2 separate regions of the Homo sapiens genome follow, and region 2 is linked to region 1. Evidence: read pairs that join two places in POLR2A ChIA-PET (ENCODE). Cell type or tissue: PC-3. All regions are shown on one strand.

Region 1 (2,500 bases):
TAAACCCCATCTCTACTAAAAATACAAAAATTAGCCAGGCGTGGTGGCTCGCATCTGTAGTCCCAGCTATGCAGGAGGCTGAGGCAGGAGAATCACTTGAAACTGGGAGGTGGAGGTTGCAGCGAGCCAAGACTGCACCACTGCACTCCAGCCTGGGCGACAGAGCGAGACTCTGTCTCAAAAAAAAAAAGAAAAAAAAATTAAAAAAGAAAAAAAAAATGAGATAAAACTAAAGAACCATAAAACAATAACAAATTGGTGAGGAGTGATCAGAGTGGGAAAGGTCTATTATTTGGTGGGAGGGCAAAATATTGACTAGCATTTGACCTTGTTCAATTAAACATGCATGTTAAACTAGTTGAACAATAAAATGGAACTTGTTGGGGAGAGAAGCCTGCTGTAAAGCCAAAGAGGGCAGGAAACGAAAAGAAAGAAATGAAAGGGAGAATAGGACAAACAGAAGCGTTGGTAGGTTTCAGCAGGTAGCTCAGGTGTAGGGTGGCGGGAAGGGTGCTCTTGACAGGGCACAGGGTAAGTAGAGGCAAGACAGCATGATGTGAGTGTTGCTGGGGCTGGATTGACATGATACACCCCAGGCAGCCCATGTTTCACAGACTCGAAGTTTCAAAAATGAAGCTGAAAGGTGCACCCAGCTGGGTGTCCAAATCAATGAGCTCATTTTTATTTAGAACTCTTGGAGCAGGACCTTGTGAACTCAATTTGCAAGGGACACCCAGTGGCTCTGCACCCTGTGGAGAACTCAGGAGTTTTTCATCCAGACTGTATCTCTCTTCTGACCTTCACCCAACAAATTGGAATAAGCAACATTACTGAGGGAAGCCCGACTCTCCCACCAGAAGGAAGAGAGGACCTAGAACTGAAAGGCCGCCACCCTCACCATGTGGCACGTGGGAAAGTTTAATGCTGACGGGTACTTAGTGAGCACTTCCTATTGTGCCAGACACTTTATATGGAACCTTAACCCTCAGTTCTCATTACAACTCAACCAAGTAGAATGTGTCCTTAGCACAGCCTTGCAGATAATGACACTGAAGTTAGAGAGGTAGTTTGCTCAAGATCCCACAACTAAGAAGTAGTAGGGGTAGGCTCTGAACTCAGGTCTGTTTGGATGAAGACCCTGGGCTCTTAACCACAGGGGTGGGTTGTGGTACAAGCATAAAGGCTTTGGCTGAAACATGGCACCACGGGCAGGAAAGGCTCTGGTTCTACGAGACTCTAAATTTTGGACCAGCCCTGCTCCTGGGCCAAGCCAAACCCACTCCTTAGTCTCTTGAATCCCGAAATTTCTCAGTCCTGACCACAGTCTCCAAACCAGCTACAGCCAAACCTTGTGTTTCCTGAGGCCCAGAATTTTCTACCATGTTCTAAATATTTAGCATCTAAATGTACATACATTAGCTCTAATCACTTAGTCACTCATTCAACACAACTTTATCTGTGTTCTAGGTGCTGGGGACACTACACGGACCAAAACAGACAAATATCCCTGTTTTTACAGAGCTTATATTTTAGTGGGAGAGAAACATAATCAACAATAGACATAATAAATAGGTTATATGGAAAAAAAGAAACAGAGCCGTGTAAGAGAGGCTAGGAGTGTGAACAGGGGTTACAATTGTAAATGGGTAGTAGCTTAACTTAGCCTCTTCCCCCTCAAATGGAGCCTGGAACAAGGGCTTGTTTGCGACAGGTTATTTGGGAATGCGATCCGAGGGAACAGGTTGAGGAACAAAGAGAAGAGAAATAGGAAAAGAAGGAAAGTCAATAAAAGGATGCCTCATTGATTTGGCCACACTATGGACAACTAGTACTCGATCTCAGACTTCTGAAATGGTTCTCATAACTATCTGTCCATGTGTGGTCTCCATTCCTACCACCCATTGCACCAGCACTGATGTGGCCAATGGAGAGAAGCTGGCTAATGTCCTCTTGATAGTCGTAGGCCTCCCTGTGGTAGAGCTTCTCTACTGGACATTAACATACATCGTGTCCATCCACATGCCTCTACCCCAGATATCCTTGCCTCTGATTTTCCAGTCTTGTTCCTTCCAGGCCCCTGCCCAGGAGTCCATGTATATCTATACCTCCACTTGTTTCCATATACAGTCCACGAATGACCAAAGGTACTATCCCATCTCTGCCTACTGCCAGTATTTCCCTTTACCATTGTTCTTCAGAGCCACCTCTGAGTGAGGTTATAGTATAGCTTCTGTCCATTTCTGGCTAGTAACAACCGATTGTGCTGCCCCATTTGTGAACCAGGTCTGAAGTTTTCCACTTCTATCAGAAAGAGCTTTCTCAAGGCCATAGATGTGAGTTAAAAGAGAAATATGGGGCCGGCGTGGGGGTTCACACCTGTCATCCCAGCACTTTGGGAGGCCGAGGTGGGTGGATCATGAGGTCAGGAGTTCGAGATCAGCCTCGGCAAGATGGTGAAACCCCGTCTCTACTAAAAATAAAAAAAAAAAAAAAATTAGCC
Region 2 (2,500 bases), 210 kb before region 1:
TGCCAGACACAGTGGGGGCAGCCCCGGCTGGAGTGGCACCAGGAAGCAGGAGGCAGTGGTGCCGGTTAGTGCTTGACTTGTGCCCAGCTTGGCAGCCCCACAGCTTCCCCTCCTTGTTCATAACACACTGACCCTTGTAAGTTGGTGTGACACTGGCCTGTATTTAGAGTAAGGAACATCTTCTGGTCAGACTTCGACAATTGAAACCCAATGTTCTATTTCATCTTTAGGGGATTCTTGGCTGAGTTGGGAGGGTCAGACAAGGGTGCATTCAAGGACTTGTTGCCTCTCTGAGGCTCAAGAAAGACCTTGGAACTTTGAAGGCCCTGATGAGGGATGAACAACTGATGCTTTCTGGGGGCTTCACTGTATGGAGACAAAGAATGGAGCAAGGAAAACCCACCGGGAAAGCCTGGGCATTACTTGGGTCTCAACTGATTTCAAGTTGAATTCTAGCCACCAGACATCATGGTCAGGTGCTGATGCCCCATGGCCATCTTCCAAGAAGGAATGGAAGAACCAGACTCTGCCAAAGGAGCAGCCACCTTCGGGGGGCCCCTGTGATAGCACTGGGGGAGATTAGTCAAGAGCGTTTACTTTCCTCTTGGCCCTGTGGGTGTGCTGGGCGTTCCAGCAGGAGGACAAGCAAACCCCAGGGTTCCTGGTGGTGGCAGTGGCACCCACTGTGCCTCTTGGAGCTGGAGCTGGTGATGATAACCAGCTTATCTACATGGCCCTGGGCCCAGAGCAAACTCAGCTCTATTGACACCTCTTATTTTCCCGCCTCAGTTTGCACATAGCCCCAGGGCTTGCCATTCTGGGAAAGGGGTTGATAATTCATTGCTGGTAACTTGCTCCGAGTCAACAAATCAAGTGTGTGATGAGGTCATGGTGTGTAACTTGTGGCCTCGATGGCCTGGTTGACGATGGTGTGTTCAGGTGTGGACGGAAGACTGGAGATGGAAAAGTAGCCTTTTATTGAACTTGGTTACCTTGGGCCTTTGCAATTCCTGTTCTCCCTGTCCAGAAGGTTCTTCTCCCAGCTTTCTGCGTGGATGGCTATTCAGCCATCATCTCAATGTTCCCTCCTCAGTGATGCCTTCCATGGCCACTCTGGTCTCCCAGCTGTAGAGCCTGACTTGGAGGAGCCCTGGAGACACCTATTGAACGCCTTTTCCCATGTGCTCTTTGTGGGCGCCCTGTGAAGCTGATAATGTCTCCAATTTATAGATGAGGAAACTGAGGCTTAGAGGAGCTAAGTAACTTCCTCAAGGATTTATGGCAAGTAAGTGGTAGAGTCAAGATTTGAACTAGGTCTGTCTGACTACAAATTCTAGGCTCTTGGCCACTCTGCAGCTCATTAGTACTGGGCTTGGGAGGTCAGGAAATGAGGCAGAACAAAAGGAGGAGAGGACGGGTGGGAGGAGGAAGGGATAATTGAGGACAGGTCTCATCTATTAGGAAATATTCATTCTTTCAGTGAACACTTGAGGGTGCTCGAAGCCAAGTTCATAAATTGCTCGCTGTTTATGAATAGCCTTGCAGACAGGGCCATGGAGGACATTGTACAATTTGTGCCCAGAACACAGGTGTCAGGCCATGGGGGAAGAAGACCTGAAGTCAGGTCATGATTCACTGCTGAGCCATGCACCTGGGCAGCTGCAGCCACCTGGAGGAGGCCAGCTTTTTCTGAATCTAACGAAGGCTCCAAATGGGCTAGCAGTGGCCCTGAAGTCCAGGAAACAAAACATTTAGAAAGGTAATGTGGCAGCACTGCAATAGAGGCATGCCCTGGGCATCCTGCAAAGAGGATGCCCAATGCTGCCTTAGGTGGAAAGTTAGGAAGTCTCCCTAGTGGAGGTGGCAACTGAGCCGAGTCTCAGTGGATGAGAGAACTTTGCCAAATGGGCATGGGGAGGAGGGAACACCAAAGAGGGCAGCACTGGCATGATAATAGACCTAAAGGATTGTAAGTCACCTGGTAAGGTTAGATGGTAAGGGTCATGGGCCCAGTTGATGCATGATATTAGTCAGCATGGGCAGTATATGCTGCAGTAACAAGCAACACCCAATTTCACAATAAGAAGGTTTCTCTTTTGCTTTCCCTATATGTCCATTACAGGTCATCTAGGGCTCTGGTTTGAGACGTTTTCACTCAGAGATGCAGACCGATGGAGACTTCACCATCTATGGTGTCACTGGTGGCCACAGCAGGGGGAGAGGCACATGCCAACTCATGCACCGGCCACATCAGAAGTGTCTGCAGGAGTGAAATGGGTCACCACTATTTGCACTTCATTGGCCCAAGTGACGCCAAATTTCAAGGGATTATGGAAGTATAATTCAACATGGTTTTAGAATGAGGACTAGGAAACTCTGGAGAACACTGCTAATGATTTACGGCTTAACATGGGGAAGGAGAGCAAGGACTACATCATGGTAGGCTTTGAGTGCCATGGTTAGGCACTTGGAATGTTTCCTGTAGGCAATGAGGAGCTTT

What was found. ChIA-PET counts read pairs that join two places held together with the same protein. Peaks named below come from ENCODE experiments on the same cell type or tissue, not always from the same donor. Only the 100,000 strongest peaks of a DNase experiment are listed, where the experiment ranks them.
Region 2: POLR2A ChIA-PET joins it to region 1 with 5 read pairs; 8 of 35 experiments call an interaction of 5 or more read pairs at or near these places.

Annotation. Positions count from the first base shown.
Region 1 is chr11:60,965,473-60,967,972 of GRCh38, reverse strand. No RefSeq gene overlaps it. Among named protein-coding and RNA genes, the nearest start is that of CD6, 5.0 kb to the left of the region's middle. In PC-3, no CTCF peak of the experiment used is centred here; no DNase peak of the experiment used is centred here; H3K27me3 peaks cover 2,154 bases.
Region 2 is chr11:61,172,692-61,175,191 of GRCh38, reverse strand. It overlaps LOC124902678 (a long non-coding RNA gene), which reads right to left and starts at 353. Exons shown (of 4, transcript XR_007062691.1): 1 at 1-353. In PC-3, a CTCF peak has its summit at 1,485; a DNase peak (open chromatin) is centred at 1,531; H3K27me3 peaks cover 391 bases.